2 separate regions of the Mus musculus genome follow, and region 1 is linked to region 2. A link is a loop called in an ENCODE intact Hi-C map of the cell type or tissue named here. Cell type or tissue: gastrocnemius. All regions are shown on one strand. Each heading gives the region's core, and the rest is flanking DNA. Links, peaks and the distances in the headings are about the cores only.

Region 1 (6,162 bases), core at 3,663-6,162, 53 kb before region 2:
CCACAGACCCCTCTCCCCGCCCTTACCCCCCCTCCCAGCTTTGCCGGAATCCGCCCGCCCTCCTGCCTGCTTTTCACGCCTCCCAAGGTAACAACATCATCCTGTGTGCCCAGGGGAGACACCCTGAGCTGGACAGGGGCCCACAGCTGAGCTCTGGAGTAATGGAGGTGTGGATAGGGTCTCAAGGGAGCATGTGTTCCTCTTGTATCCTCTGCTGGGGGACAGGATTCAAAGGAAACTCCACTGGTCCCAGAGGCTGGATTGAGGACCCAGTGGGGTAGCCCTGTCATGGCTTTTAAAATGTAGCTCTCGGCCAGTGGGGCGGTGGTGGCTCATGCCTTTAATCCCAGCACTGGGGAAGCTGAGGTAGGTGGCATCTCTGAGGCCAGCCTGGTCTACAGAATGAATTCCAGAACAGCCAGTGACTCATAGCAAGATTCTATCACTCCTCTGCCTCTGTCCCCCACTGTGGGCCAGTCTCCCAGGGACCTAGCTGTATTGTATCATAACCACAGAGCACCTTCCATCAGATGATAGACTCAACTGCACGTGCATGCTCTCCTTTTTTCTCCTTTTGAGACGGGGCCTCATTATGTAGCCCAGGCTGGCCTAGAACTCACAAAGATCCTGCCTCCCAAGTGCTGGGATTGAAGGCTTAGGCCACCTTGCCTGACTCTTCTTTGCATGTATGTGTTGGGGGTGCCGGGGAATTGAACTCAGGGCCCTGTGCACGATGGTCATGTGCTCTGCCATGATACTACTTCCCAGTCAATCCTTTACAGATTCCCCAACCCGCCCACTCCAATGAAGGTGCAGCAGATCTGACTTTTTTTTAAGTGTATTATTTATTTATTTATGTTTGTGAGTGACTACAAGTATTGCGTGCATGCAGTGCCCAAGCCCACTAGAAGGAGACAGATCCCCTGGAACTGGAGTTGGGTGGTTGTCCACTGCCCCGTGGTTGCTGAGAATTGAACCCTGGTCCACTGCAGAAGCAGCCAGTGCTCCTAACCACTGCTCAGTTCCGTTCTCCAGCTTCACATTCATACTTTTATGCCTTTCGGTTTAATGGATCTTTATGCACTCCCAGGGTTGCAGCAGAAAGTGCTAACATCCGATTCCAGAACATCTCGGTCTCCTTGAAGCGAACTCATGGGCTACAGCAGTGTCCCCCCACCCCCACCCCCCCACCCCCCCCCACCCCCCCGCTTCTCCTTTCCAAAGTCCCAGGAAGCCAGGAATCCAGGGTTCTTGGTTTCTCCACTAAGTCTCCCGCTTTTGAACATTTCGTAGGAACTATATTGCTCGGTGTGACCTTTTGTTTCTGGTTCCTTTTACGAAATGTAACATTTTCAAGCTCCATACACTTTGTAAGCCTCAGTCTCCACCCCTTGGAAATGAAGTTTCATTGGAAAGGGGAACAGAAAGACCCTGAGTAAGTAGAAAGGCAACCATCTGCCCCCTGGTGGTGTATGTGAGTACTGCAGCTGTCAGAGCGGGACCATTCCACTTCAGGGACCCTTTCTTACCCTACAAAGCTCCTAGAAACACACTCAGAGCTCTTCCCTTAATATTTTCTAGATCCCACGTTAATTTGTTTATTTTTTTAAGCAGGGTCTCACTATACAGCCAAGGCTACTCTAATAAAACTGTTGACCAGGCTGGCCTCAAACTTAGAGGTCTGCTTACCTCTGCCTCCCAAATGCTGGGATGCCAGACATGTTATCAGCCTGGTTTGAAGCATTTTATCTACACATGCACTGTGGTTTAAAGTTACACCTTGACTGTACTATTACTGAGAAAAAAGAAATCACTGCAGTTAAGAGATGAGGGTTCGCCGGGCGTGGTGGCGCATGCCTTTAATCCCAGCACTCGGGAGGCAGAGGCAGGCAGATTTCTGAGTTCGAGGCCAGTCTGGTCTACAGACTGAGTTCCAGGACAGCCATGGCTACACAGAGAAACTCTGTCTCCAAAAAAAAAAAAAAAAAAAAAAAAAAGGAAAGAGAGAGAGAGAGGAGAGGAGAGGGGGGGTTTCAAATTCCTTAGCACTTGTGAGTCTGAGACAGGCGGATTGAAAGTTGGAGGTGAGACCACACCAAGGATCTCACATAAACAAGTTCAGTATTTGGGGAGCTGAGACAAGAGGTTGGCCTGAAGTCCAAGGTCAGTCTGGGTTACAGAATGACACCCTGTCTCAAAAAACACTTACTTGGCAGGGGAGTTAGAGTGATCAAAAAGGTGGATTTCTCAGGGCCAGGGTTCTCTGGATTGTTGAGCCCTCAGTTTCCCCACTGTGGAAGTGACTGCATAATCTGTGGTAGAGGAGTCTGTGTTCTCCAGTTAAAACAAAAGAAAAACAAACAATTCCCAGAACCAGAGACAACTGGGTGTGGTGCTCACACCTGCAGTCTCAGCCCTCCCTGAGGTGGAGGCAGGAGGATCAAGGCCAACCTCAATAGGAGAGCTTCCAGGAGGCCTGGGTTACATGATAACCAGTCTCAAATCAATTAATGCATAGGGTTGGCTGCGGAGGTGGGGTGAAGGCTCTTGCCTTTGAGGCTGGTGACCCAAGTTTGATCCTGGGGACCCACAGAGAGAGGAGACAGTTGACTTCCAAAACCTGTTCCCTCACCATCACACACATGCCCTGCTCCCCAAAATTAATAAATTGTTCAAGTATAATAAATAATCTGAGCTCTGCCACACTTACTCTCACTTTGGGCCTTTTCTTTACTTTTATAGCTTTTATGTTTACTTATGTTTTTGGGTGTTCTGCCTCGTGTGTGTGTGTGTGTGTGTGTGTGTGTGTGTGTGTGTGTACATGCACATAGTCACTGGGGAAGCCAGAAGAGGGTGTCAGGTCCCATAGACCTGCAGTTACAGATGGTTGTGAGCCACCATGTATGTGTGTGTGGGGGGTGGGGAGGGCTGGGAACTGAACCCAGGTCCTCTGGAAGAGTAGCCAGTGTTCCTAACTGCTGAGCCATTTCTCCAGCACCCACCCCCTCCCCCTGCCAATTTTTAATACAATTTGCTTAATTACATGTTTGCATAATTTAACTTTTAAAAATGTTCGTGCTTAATAGCTAGTCCTATGATCAGCTTGCTTGAGCTAGCTAGCACATGTCTGTTAACCTCTGTCTCTTTTGGCTTTCATTCTGTCTGGCAGGGTCTCATGTAGACCAGGCTAGTCTTGGACTCACTATGTACTTAAGGATGATCTAGAACTTCAGTCCTTCCAGGACCACTATGCCTGCAACGTCTAATTTTCACAAAGGGAAACTGAGGCTCAGGGAGAATTTCTAAGACAGCAAGACAATGGGCTCTGGACCAGGGTGATGCACTCCCTACACACACACACACACACAAGGCACTGTGTGTTCTCAGCACAGCCCTCTCCCCTCCCCCTCCAGTCTGTTTGCCCCTGCAAGTCAACACCTGTCTGGGCTTCCAGCTAGCCAGAGAGGCAACTGAGGCTCTCTCTCCTTCATTGTACAGACTGAGAAAGTGAGACCAGCCGGGGCTGCGGGTTATCTACCCTTACCCCACCAGGGGCTGAAGTTCAGGATGTCCTTGAACCCAGGGACTGGCTTCAATTTTGGCTTTTGTTTTCTGAGACAGGGTCTTGTTGTGTATGGTCTTGAACTCACAGCAATCCATTATCTCAACCTCCTGAGGGTCCGAATGACAGGTACACAGTTCTCTCTCTCTGTCTCTCTCTGTCTCTCTCTCTCTCTCTCTCTCTCTCTCTCTCTCTCTCTCTCTCTCTCTCTCTCTCTCTCTCTCTCTCTCTCTCTCTCCTTTCTTGCTGCTTCTCCTTTATTCCTGTCCTCGGCAGTCTTCCAGTCCTGGAGTTTCTCTTTGTCTCTTTCGTTCCCTCCCTCCGCCTTGGCATATGATTCTCTCTCCTCTCTCCTCTCTGTCTTTGTATCTGTGTCTCTGTCTCTCAGTCTCTGTGTGTCTGAGTGCCTCTGTGTCTCCCTGTCTCTGTCCCCTTTCTGTCCGTCCCTTTGTCTCTGTCCTTGGCTTCTCTGTCCCTCTTTGTGACTCTGCTTCTTCCTACCTCGTGTCTGTGTGTCCCCTTTCCCATCTCTCAACATCTCCCTCTGCTCTCTCCTCAGCAACTCTCTGCCCGTGACTCCGAGTCTCCTGTGAGAACTTGCTGGAGACCCGCACGCCCAGACCTGCCTCCGCCTCCAGAACCCCGGAGCCAGCCCAGGCCTGTACCTTTAAGGGCCGGCGGCAGGGGGCGGAGTTTAAACGGACCCCGCCCCTCCCGCCCCTCCCCCTGACGTCCCTTCCTCCCCGGCCCCTTGGTCGCCTCCCTCCGCCGCCGCCCCGGGCCGGCTCCGCGCCCCCTCCCCGGCCCCCGCCCGTGCACCCTCCCGCCTGCCCGCCGCCCAGATGGCGCCCCGGGTTCCCCTTGCACGGGGCCACTAGGACCCTCGGTGTCTTCTCCCCTCCCCCGTCCTGCCCTCTCTTGCTCTCGCTCTGCGAGGACTCGGGCGTCCACGGCGCCCAGCTTTTGAGCTCGCGTCCCCAGGTCGGCTGGGGGGGGGGAGGGGAAGAGAGGGGACCCCGGGATCCCCACCCCCCCCGCCCGGCCGCCCCTGTCCCTTTCCCTTCTGGGACCCCAGAGAAGATGTCTTCGAGGACGGCGCTGGCCCCGGGCAACGATCGAAACTCGGACACGGTGAGTGGGGCCCAGCCCCTTGGGGAGCCCTGCCTGAGTCCAGCCATAGAACCCCTCGCCCTCCCGGACCACTGACCCCGCCAGTCTCGACTCCTTTCCGGGCTCCACAGCCCAGACCAACGCTTCCCATGACTTTGAGGCCTCTCTGCTCCCTCCTCCCCACAGCCCCAGCCCAGCCCGACCCCTAGGGGCGCCCCTGTCTTTGGACTCTTCTCCGGTCCCTCTGCAGAACGCTTCCGCCCGGTCTCTTCCCTCCAGGAAGCCCCCTCCCCTGCCCGCCGGCAGCCCCTCCCTTCCTCGGCTGCCCCGGCTGTCCCCCGCTCGCCCGCTCGCCCGCAGCTTGGCCTCGACTCTTCCCGGATGGCACGGGCCCCTGTTCCCCGAAGCGCAGCCCTGTCTCCCCCCTCCCCCCTCAAGGCTCGACCCAGTCTGGCCCTGTTGTCCTCCCTGCTTCTTGCCGAGTTGGGGTGCTGGTTTCCCCTGCTACCCCTGGCCAGTCCCCAGCTCCGCCTGGGCTCCTGCTAGCTGCCTCCCCCAGGAAGCCAAACGGCACCTGGGCGCAGGGCCCTGCCCGCTTCCTTCAAGGTGTCTCCACTCCCTGGCCTGACCCTGCTGTGCCAGGTTGCCCTGTCCTTGGATCCTAGTCGCCTCTGGGGTCCCCTTGGTGGGACCCGTCCAGTCTTTCTAAGGGAAGCCTTGGCTTCCAACCCTGCGGGCTTCCTCCCATCCAAGACTAGGGTTCCAGGCCCCAGACTAGGCTGACTCTGGTCGCCTCCTGAGGCTCTCCCCAGTCTCACCTCCTCACCCCCTCCTCACACCCCCTGCTAACTCGAGCCCCCTTTCCTTGCTGGATGTTGGGCTTTCTGGAAGAAACCCCCCCTCCTCAGCTTTCTGCCCTCCACAGGCCCTAAGCCTTCCCCTCTCCCTTTACTCTGCCCTGCCTGGGCCTTTAGCCCTGACATCTGGGAGTTTACTGAGCCCAGATCCTCTGGTTCCCATGCCAGGGTCTTCCTCCCCTCACAGCCGAAGGACCCTGCTCCCCTCCCCTGCATTTCCTGTAATTCTGACAGCTTTCCAGGTGTCTAAAAGTCAGCTTACCGATTCCTTTTCCCTTATGCCGGCTCCTCCACCCGCCACCCTCTCACCACCTTCAGCGCAGAGCCCGGCCACACACTTTCTGTTTTTGGACAAGAGTTCCTCTAGGTAGACCAGGCTAGCCTTGAACTCATCAAGATCCACCTACCTCTGTCTCTCGAGTACAGCCTTAGGCCTTTATCTGTGTTTCTAATGCATATGGTAGATATCAGATAACGCCCCCTCTGCCCCTCTCCCCTGTTGGCTTAGGTTTCAAGTTGGAGGTTTCAACCAGGCCAGAGAGGTACATGGTTCCAGAGTCTTGGGTTCGAATGCTGCCTCCATGTGCCAGATTGCATTGTGTCTTCAGGCTATTGGCTCCCCTTCTCTGAGCC
Region 2 (10,500 bases), core at 3,125-5,624:
ACATGTCTGGGTTAATTATAACCAGGCATCTCGGGTGTCCCCAGGCCTTGCCTCCTTACATGGGCAGCCTAGACCCGTAGTGGCTGCTCTCATCCCTAGGGAGAGGTGGGCTAGGTGGCCCCCAAGCTGTGGAAGGCAGACCAGAGCAGGACACAATATGACAGGAGCCTTTTGCACCTCAGCTGTGACCAAGGACCTCAGAGTCCGAGGAGGGGATTCATGGAAGTGAGATGCACTGTGGAAGTTTCCTCTTCTGCCTGGGAGGTGCCAGGATTGCCCCTGGGGGGAGACCAGCTTCTCCAGTATTGCCCCCGGCTCCCTCTGTTGATTCTGGAGTAGCCAGTATGGCTTCACTCCATCTTCCCCCATTTCTGCCCAGGCTGGTGAGGGGAGCCTGCTCTAGGGGGCGGAGAAGGGAAGAAGTGTTTAAGGTGTTCCTGGGGTCCAGCCTCTGTCCTGGCACCCGTGTTCCTTGTCAGCATGGTCAGATGAGCAAAGGCCTCCTCTGGGCCTTTTACTTTTAGCCCAAGACACTAAAAGGAATGGGTTTCTGCCACACCACCTCCAGTAAGATCTGTGTGACAAGTTCCACAGACTGAGGCCATTGACCTCAAAACGTGGAGGCCTCCTGGAGATGGTTGTGGAACTCTTCGCCGGAGAGAAAAAATATTGAGCCGTAGTTCTCATGGCAATCTCTCTGTTTTGTTTTCTCTTATTCCTTTTCTTATTTACATGTTCCTGGTAGCCTAGGCCAAGATCTTAAGCGAGAATAATGGGTGAGATGGGCCTAGAGATGGGCCACTAACATGACTTTATCCCCAAGGAAACCAACACTTTGCTTTTTTTGGGGGGTGGGGGGTTCGAGACAGGGTTTCTCTGTGTAGCCCTGGCTGTCCTGGAACTCACTCTGTAGACCAGGCTGGCCTCAAACTCAGAAATCCTCCTGCCCCTGCCTCCCGAGTGCAGGGATTAAAGGCGTGTGCCACCACGCCCGGCTAACACTTTGCTTTTTAAATCATTTACAAAACTATTATGATAGGTACAAATTTTCCCAACAATAAAATTTCATATGGCTACGCGTGTGTCATTGGAGGTGAATTTTGGTATATGGTAAAGAAAGCCTTAATTAGGAAGAATTAAAATAGTTTTAAATTACATAGTGAAGATTTATAAAAAAAAATTAGGCACTAGATGCTAAATAATAATTGACCATGGGGCTGGAGAGTTAGTTCAGTGGTTAAGATTTACTAACCTGCTCCTGGAAATCTGCCACTAGCCTTGGACGACAGCCCCCACTGGATACATCCTTTTAGAATTGTTATATTTTGGTGATTTATATTAATAATGATGTTACCTGTTCTGTTTGTGATTCACTGAATACATGGTTTCAGAGTTGTAATGCTTGGATGATTTTTGTGCTTTACTCTGCCCAATGGTTTTGGTTGGTATCTGTGATTGTTTCATTGGATATAGTTTCTAAGAGATGTAATGTTTGGTTTTTTTTTTTTTTTTTTTTTATGTATAAAATCCCCTGCTTGAGAGCTGCAAAATACACTCAGATTCAAACTGCCTCTGTGTTTGTTTCTGTTTGTCACCGCCGAACCCTTACCCACCTAGCTTCGAGGACGCTCATTCCAGGGACCTCCATACCTGACTGGGTGGTCCGTGGCAGGTTTCAAGAGTTCGAGGTCGACCTGGTCTACAGAGGGAGTTTCAAGACAGTTAGGACTACACAGAGGAGCCCTGTCTTGAAAAACAAACAAACAAACAAACAAACAAACAAACAAAAAACCATTTTTAAAAATTGAACCCTTACCTGGGAAACAGAGGGTACATGGTGCCTTCCTCCTCTGAGAGAGCACTGTGACATCTGAGGTGGACAGAGCCAGCTGTGCAAGGAGGGAGCAGAGAGAAGAGCGAGGCCCTGAGGAAGGAATGCTGAGGGGAGACTGGAATAACCCAAGGAGCGCAGGAAAAAGATGCCATTGGGCAAGGAGTTCATGGGAGCCACTGAGGGTCAGAGGCAGAGAGAGGCAGGCCCCGGCCATGTCATAGGCTTGCCAGGGAGCACACGCCACCCTCTGAGAACCCCTCTTGGGTCATTCAACTTTGTTTTTCCAGATGGGTTTATCTGTAGCCCTGGCTGTTCTGGAACTCTCTCTATAGACCAGGATGGCCTTGAACTCACAGAGATCCTCTTGGCTCTGCCTCCTGGAATGCTGGAATTAAAGGCCCCAGTCACCATGCCTGGCCCTGACCTTTTTTTTTTTTTTTTCATTACAAAGATTACATCTATTTATTTATTTACTTCCAGGGATAGGACACCGAGGAAATCAGAGGACAATTAGTGGTAATCCGTTCTCTCCCTCCACTCTGTGGACCCCCGAGGGATTAAAGTCATTTTGTCTGTCAGGTTTGGCTACAAGCTCCTTTACCCACTGGGCCATCTTGACAGCCCTTGGCTCTAAGTCCCTAGTCTTTTGGAGATGCCAAACATGTAGGGAACCCATCATTTCAGAATGGTTTGCAGTCATGGGCTAATCATGTGACCTGGGATGAGCCAGTCAAAGGCAGGCTCTGCCTGAAAGAAGATACAGCTACAAGAAGGCTAGTATGGGTGCTGATGTTAAGTACTGCTCTGAGTGCTTACACTGTAACTCAGTCAACACTCTCAACAGTAAAGCTCAGAAAGGCTAAGCTACCAGACCAAGGGCAAACAGCTAGGAGAGGCAGAGCTGCCAGCCAGAAGGGGTGCAGGGCAGCTCAGAGGGTGGCTTCCAGGCAAAGCTGAACTTTGTCCCCAGTTCCTTTCCAGGTCATCATGTGCTATCTGTGTCCACCATACCTCTGTGTCACTCCCCACTGTCCTCTCCTGGGGGCTGAAGGCTAGGGAGGGTGGAACTAGGCTCACTCAGGAGCCCAGAGTCTTGAGAAGGTTGGGGGTCAAGGCCTCAAGGCTCTGCCAAGTAGAACTCTGGGATGCAAATGGCCTCTTTTGTATTATTCAGAGTATCACTATGTAGCCCAGGCTGTCCCAGGCCTCACACCTGAGCCCTTCCTGCCTTGGTTTATGGAGCAATGCCACACCATAGGCAGGATCCTCCATGCAGTATTTTGCTTATTGGCTGTTTTGAGGGCTTCCTATCAGGTAGCCCAGGCTATCTTGGAGCTCCTAGACAATCGTCCTAGCTCAGCCTCCCAGGTGCTGGGATTACAGGCATTTGCAACGTTCTTATCTGAGGTCTCCACAAATAACTTCATCTCTCAGAGCATCATTCCTCATCTTCACATGGGCCTGGTGTAGGAGTCTATGGGTATGACTGTATGGCTTAAGGGTTCTTCCATTCCTAGGCTGTGTGACCTCAAAGAAACCACTAACCTCTCTGGGCTCCATAGTCCCCATCCATACAATGGAGCTAATTAATGCACATGGTGGGAGCATGAATGGAAGTCATTTGCATGGAGGATTTGGTTCAGGCCCTGTTACCCTGTTACTGGGCACCCCGAAACCCAGCCCTGCTTTGGGGTGTACAGTGTGCTGGAACAACGGCTGCCTTCCTAGAGGTTTGCTCCTAATCTGTTTCTCCTGTCACATGAGGAAGAAGACGGCAGGTTAAGTATGAACCTATGGGGCCAAAGAGATGGGGGTTGGGGACTCTCCAGCGTATCTGGTTCTCACCGGCGCCTGCGGAGCCATTCTCCTTCTGCAGGACACAGGCCACAGCGGAGGAAGTGCTTAGTAAGGCCACTCCTTCCACCAGATGGCCGCAGGACTTGAACTCAAGTTTTCAGGCTTGGCAGCGAGAGCCTTTAGATGCTGAGCCGTCTCACCCACCCAAAAACCTTTGGAGGAACTGCGGACAACGATCTCCGGAAGTAGGTTCCCTGAATCTGGTTCTGTACAGAAGGAACCGGAGGACAGCACACAGCCAGCAAATGACAGAGCTGGGATCTGCACCTGACCAGCCCCTGTCTGCTTCATGATGAACGTGCAGCAGATCTGTTGTTAGTGTCCTAAGACCAGAGCGGTGGCACAGAACTTAGCTGCCCTCTCCATTCCTCTTTATTCTAGAAATAACTAGAACCGTTACAACACGATTTATGTCTAGGCTTCAACTCATACTCAGGTTCCAGGACGCTGCCATGCACTCACAGTTCAATTTGGCGGGCACCTGTCTCTAGTGTGGCGACCTGGAGTGTGCAGGGATGACGACACCCGAGGCCACGAGGCTGCGAGCCTGGGGCTGGGAAGGGGGGCGGGGGTGGTGTCACAGAAGTGGCCACTGAGAGCTTCCTGGAGGAGGACATCTAGGCTCTGGAGGGCGAGCACACCGAGGCGGCTCCGTGGACCCGCAGTGCCATCTGGTGGCGGTTTCGTGCACTGCAGGGACCTTTCATAACTTCTAGAATTTGCTTCGTTCATCCTGTAAATACTTTTTGCGCATCTGCATCATGCCACTCTACAGTCTTGACCTTGAAGACGACCAGAGAGACACAGGGCACGCGTTGTAGAATATTAAAGACCCAGGAGCCTACATTAAGAGATTCTTAGATACTGCAGCATGGGAGCTATTCAGGAGGCTGAGGCAGGACTGTAAGTTTGAGCCCAGCTGAGCTTTATAGGGAGACTCTATCCCCCCTCAATAAAATAAAGGTAACTAGGGTACAGTGGCTGTATTTTCAGAATTAAGTGAGACCCTGCCTCAGAAAAGGAGGGCAGAGAGAATTAATAAAATCAACACACACACACACATCTATATCTATATCTATAAATATATATATGGCAGGGAGAGCTAAATAGTAGATGCTTTTTCCTTGTATTCACAGGGCTCTGGGTACCACTCCCAGCAGTGCACACACTACTGTTAGCTCATGTTAATCAATTCAGGTCTTCCAGAAGACCCAAGTTCAATTCCCAGCACCCACATGGTGGCTCACAATTGTCTGTAACTCCAGTTCCAGAGGATCTGATGCCCTCACCCAGATCTACAGGCAGAACACCAATGCACAGTAATATAAATCTTTAAAATAAAGAAAACCCCTCTTACTTATGTGTCCGTATGTATACACAAATGCACGTGTGTGGGTGCCCACGTTCCATCCATGCATGTGAATCCATCCAGGCTCTCCTTGACCAACTCCGGAATAATTCCCAGGAGTCAGTTTTCATGGTTCTTGGAGATGAAACTCAGGCTGTCAAGCTTGGCAGCTAGCGCCCTTACCATCTTCTCAGCCAGGAATAGTTGTGCAAGGTCTTCAGGTTGTAATTATTAAAACAATATTTTTTGGAGATTTTTATCTTTATTTTATGTGTGTCTGTGGAGGCCCTGGAAGAAAGTGCTGGATCTCCCTGGAACTGGAATTACAGATGATTTTGAGCCGACATGTGGGTTCTGGAAATCGAACCTGGGTCCTCTGCAAAAGCAGCCAGCACTCTTACCTGATGAGCCATCTGTTTATTCCATATTTGTGTATGTATGACTGGACACATGTAGAAGTCAGAAAACAACATGTGGGAGTCCGTCTCTGTCCACCCTGAAGGTCTCAGGGATCGAACTCAGCTCCTCAGGATTGGCAGCATGCACCCTTACTGTCTGAGCCTTCTCGAAGGCCCCCAGATAAAGTTTTCAGAAGTTCTCGGAACGCAGGTTTCACCGAATGCTGCGGCAGAGGGCGTGGCCTGGGCGCCTGCGGGGGCGTGCGTTGCCTCCATCGGCCCCGCCCCGCCTCTAGACCACAGGTTTCTCAATGTGTGCTGGCGGAGGGCGCGGCCTGCGCACCTGCGGGGGCGTGGCTTTGCCCTGCCCCACCTCCCTCAGGAGCCTCCGGGAAGGCGGCGGCCGCGCAGCGGGAGCAGCCCGGTCTCCGCGCAGCGAGGCGGCTCGGGCGGGCGGCCGTCAGGTGGGCACGGGGGACGGCGGCGGCTGCTTCGGGATTCCCGAGGGGGCCGCAGGGATGGAGGGAGGGAGCCAGGGACCTGGTGGCCGGGATGAGCCTCGGGGTCCCCGCGGAGCCCCGCCCGGCCCCTAGCGGAGTAGAAAAACAGCTGCGGGCGGGGCGGGGCCTTGTGACGCGAAGTCCGGTGCAGGGTCTCCGCGGCCGCGGGGAGGGGCTGGCCGGCTGTCGGAGGGTCCCCCGCTGCAGCCTGAGGGTGCAAGACATGCATGGTAAGGGAGCCTGCGCGAGGTGTGCAAAGAGAGGGAGAGTAAGGCAGGGCGCACTGTGGAAACTGAGGCGGGAGGAGCGGAGTTGGAGGCGAGCGAGCCTGGGCTTCGTACTCAAGGGAGAGAGACAGAAGGAGGGCGGATGTGGGTACAGATGCCAAAGGGAGGGAGAAAAAGAAAAGGAACGTGGGCCAGCAAGGAGAGTAAAGGTGTTGATGCCAAACTGTCTATTTCTCAAGTTTGATCCACAGGATCCGAAAGGTGGGAGGAGAGAAAGGACTCCTCCCTTAAGTTGCAAGTTGTTCTCTTGGCAATCCATGTGCCTCTGCACACACAATAAGTACATAAAGGGAAAAAAGTTGACTAGGGACCAGGCATCATGATGCACACCTATAATCCCAGCACTCGGGAGGCAGAGACAGGCGGATCTCTGAAGACAGCCAGGGCTACACAGAGAAATTCTGTGTCAATGTATACATATTCATACATATGTATATATATTAGAGAAAATCTGTATCAACATATATATACACATACATATGTATATATAAAATTATATATATTTTAAAAGTAAGAAAGAGTCACATTGTGGGTAAGAGTGTAAAAGAAATGAGCTACCATGTTACTCAGTGATGGGGACAGAGTGAATGTGGATGATCTTGTCTGTCTCCTGTGTGTGTGTGTGTGTGTGTGTTACATGCGGACTGTGCATAGCACTGAGCATGTGTGACTGAGATACTGGGTCAACTGTATACTTGTGGTTGATTCACACAGATGGCCATGTGTGGCAGGGAATGGGGTTGGATCTAGGTGTTGCGTGGCAGTGGGGGTGGAGTGTGTGGAATTGTGTCAGTGATATGTGACTGTCACTGACTAACTGTTGGCTGTGTGTGGGTATGTGGGTGACTGTGTCTGCAAGCTGAGGTTTACTTAGGTGTGTGTGTGTGTATACGTGCACACACGTGAGTGTGGGGCAAGCCTGCTGTGGACTAGTGAAGCTCTCTTGGGGCTCCTGTGAGTGCCGGGGACAGCTCGAGTGGCAGATGGCTGCGGCTGAGCTGTGGGAAGCTGCATATGGAGCATGGCCCCTTGGGTCTGAGATTGTGCGGTGGGGAGGGCGGTGGTGATCCTGGCCACACTGGGGCAGAGTCAGGATGGCTCACCCTGAGCTTGTGTGAGACTGACTACTTACAGGGTGTGTGAGGTTGAGCCTACCCAGGTTCTACACGCGCTCACCGGTGATCTTACTCACGTGCCTCGTATATGGTATGGTATTTTGGTTTTGTTTGTAGAGATGAAGTGACCTGAACACCTGATCCTCCCATTTCTGTATTGGGATTACAGGTGTGAGACTCCACATCTGGGGAGAAGTTGAAATGTTATTTCTTTCTTCAAAGATTTATTATATGTAAATAAACTGTAGCTGTCTTCAGACACTCCAGAAAAGGGTATTAGATCTCATTCCAGGTGGTTGTGAGCCACTATGTGGTTGCTGGGAATTGAACTCAGGACCTCTGGAAGGGCAGTCAGTGCTCTTAACTGCTGAGCCATCTCTCCAGCCCCAAAATGTTTTTTCCCATTCCTGCTCGATCCGGTCCTGCTCCTGAAATTTTATTTTATTTTATTTTATTTTATTTTATTTTATTTTTAGACAGAGTTCACTCTGTAGATCAGGCTGGCCTTGGACTCATGGAACTCCTCCTGCCTCTGCCTCCTGAATGCTGGGCTTAAAGGTGTGGGCCACTATGCCCCTCCAGAGGTTGAGTCATAACCTGGCGGTACCCAATAAGACCATCTGAGTTAAGATTTTGACTTTAAAGCCTTTGAAAATGATACTCACAAAGTAGAAACTGTATATCTGAGTTTGAGGTTGGGTCTCTTTCTGGGCTAGACTGCTGAAGGAGCACCTCACATGCCTCCACATGTTACGCTGAGACTTAGAAAATGCTACTTCAGGCAGCCCCAAGATCACCAAAGGAAGTGGGGTGGGGTGGGGTGGGCACTGAACTCACTGTGTAATGGAGGATTATCTCTTTAAAAATTACATGTATTAAACCCAGCAGAAGTGGCGCACTCAGGAGGAAGAGGCAGGCAGATCTCTGAGTTTGAGGCTAGCCTGATCTACAGAGTGAGTTCCAGGACAGCCAGGGCTACACAGAGAAACCCTGTGTTGGAAACCAAACAAACAATAAACAAGTCCCCAAACAGTGCTGTCTGCCTGTAACCAGCACTTGAGGTAGCACAGGAAGGTTTAGCCAAGGATGGCTTTGAGCCCTGATCTTCTGATCTCAGGTTGGTACCACATGCCCATCCATCAACTTTTTTTTTCTTATGGTAATAGGGATGGACTCCAGGGCCTTGGCACTGTTTGGCTATCTATGTCCCTAGTATTGAGACAGAATTTTTCTGTGTAGCTCTGGCAGTCCTGAAACTTGTTCTGTAGTCCAGGCTGGCCTTGAACTCAGAGAAACGCACCTTCCAAGTGCTAGGGTTCAAGGTGCACCACCACCATTTGCTAAGATTTATTTTTATTTTATGTACATGAGCGTTTGTCTGCAAGCAGGTATGTACATGATGTGTGTGCAATACCCACTGAGGCCAGAAGAGGGCGTCAGATCCCCCGGACCTTGAATTGGTTGAAAGCCAGCATGTGGGTGCTGGGTCCTCTGCAAGGGCAGCTAGGGCTCTTCACCTCTGAGTCATCTCTCCAGACCCCAGGATTTCTTTTTAAAAGCAGAGATTATAGCTCCTGGCCCCATGATCCTCCTGCCTCAGCCTCCAGTGCCAGAATTATGGGTGTATGCTACCACACCTGTGTTCTGAAAAGGAGAGAGTGTGGTGTGGTTTGTCTTTCTAAGATGAGAGTGTACATTTGTGCCGTGCTTCTTTGTTTCCTTTCTTGTGTTGTATTTCTAATAAGGCAATACATATGCGTGTGCTTGGAGAGGGTGCGGGTGTGTGGAAGGAGAGAATGTGTGTGCTGAGCTGTGTCTAAGATGGGAATCTGCCTGCCGCTGGGTCTTTAAGAAGGACCTGAACTGGGGCTCAGTTGATAAGGCTGCTTGCTTAGAATGCCCATCCTACGTGTGCATAGCATGTCCAGGACCCGGGTTCATTCCTAGCACCCCATAAGTGGAGCGCGGCGGTGCATGTTGCTTAAGGCCCTCCTCAACTGTACAGCAAGGTCAAGGCCAGTCTGGGCACACAAGACCCGATCTCAAAAAATTAATTGAAAATATTAATTTTTTAAAAGGCTAGGAGGTGCACCTACCTCTAGTCCCAGCACGCAAAAGGCAGAGACAGGTGGATTTCAGTGAATTCCAAGCCAGCTGGAACTACACAGTGAGACTCTGTCTAAAAAAATAATGAAGGAAGGAAGGAAGAAGGAAGGATGGGAGAGTTTTGTCTGTTTGCTGAGGAGAGTAGTATCAGTGAGGTTACCCCTCTAAGCCTCTACTTAGTTACCCACATAAAAACACACAGAAACCCATTTGGCAGACCCCAGCAGTGCTCAGGTGTCACATGGACACTGCCATCCGTGAACCACGGCCATCACACAAGGCCTCATCAAGCCTGGCTGCGGTGGTCGGGACCCCGAGTCCTGTCCGTCAGGATCCCGCCAAGATCAAGAGCCCCCTAGACAAGCTGTCGGCCCCTCTAGACACCTCCAGCGATCCTTTCTCCAGCCCTTTGGTCTGCTTCTCTGCTCTCAGGGTTTCATCCCTCATCCCTCCCGTCTGCACCCCCCCCCCCCTCAGTGGCCTGACTGGTTCCTGACAAAACACCCTAAGAATGAGCTCACTGGGAGCCTGCCGCCCCCACACGCTCCGCCCCACACACGCTCCGCCCCTCAGCCCGCAGAGGTGGCACCTCCGGTCCCAGGGCGCTTAGCAGGCTGGGAAGCTCTGTGCTGGGGTGTCTGGGGACCTGGGTGGGGGGGCTGGACCAGGTGAGCAGAGTGCAGCGGGGTGGAGGGGGCTCTGGAACCGGCTGTTGGTTCTCTTGGCTAATCACAGTTAAGAGCTGTCCCCAGGGTTTACAAAGGTAGAATGTTTCCCGATGACGGCTGCCTGTTTGTGATGGAAAGGGATCGGGCAGAGAGCTTAGCCAAGACGGGCGGACAAGGGGGATGGCTGGAATGAGGAGAGGCTGAGTCTGCGTGGCCCAGATGGTGACTCCCTCGACCTCACTGCCCCCCACCCCCCCAGGAGCAGCCATGTCTGTGCAGGTGGCAGCCCCTGGAAGCACAGGGCTGGGCCCAGAACGCCTGAACCCCGAGGAGCTGGTGCGGCAGACACGACAGGTTGTACAGGGACTGGAGGCCCTGCGGGCCGAG

Evidence for each region. Peaks named below come from ENCODE experiments on the same cell type or tissue, not always from the same donor. Only the 100,000 strongest peaks of a DNase experiment are listed, where the experiment ranks them.
Region 1: a loop joins it to region 2, with 2.3 times the contacts of the local background. A loop is called at or near these places in 5 of 42 quality-filtered maps.

Annotation. Positions count from the first base shown.
Region 1 is chr7:19,456,975-19,463,136 of GRCm38, reverse strand. Mark4 (MAP/microtubule affinity regulating kinase 4) reads left to right here and starts at 4,294. Exons shown (of 17, transcript NM_172279.2): 1 at 4,294-4,693. The coding sequence starts at 4,643. It also overlaps the pseudogene Gm23099. In gastrocnemius, for the core only: a CTCF peak has its summit at 4,827; DNase peaks (open chromatin) are centred at 4,258 and 4,912; H3K4me3 peaks cover 2,500 bases; H3K27ac peaks cover 2,191 bases.
Region 2 is chr7:19,399,422-19,409,921 of GRCm38, reverse strand. Gm38954 (a long non-coding RNA gene) reads right to left here and starts at 4,233. Exons shown (of 3, transcript XR_881873.2): 1 at 4,154-4,233; 2 at 1,817-1,889; 3 at 1,613-1,699. Klc3 (kinesin light chain 3) reads left to right here and starts at 5,818. Exons shown (of 13, transcript NM_001286039.1): 1 at 5,818-5,901; 2 at 10,373-10,500. The coding sequence starts at 10,381. In gastrocnemius, for the core only: a CTCF peak has its summit at 4,369 (motif pointing left); a DNase peak (open chromatin) is centred at 4,335; H3K4me3 peaks cover 667 bases; H3K27ac peaks cover 883 bases.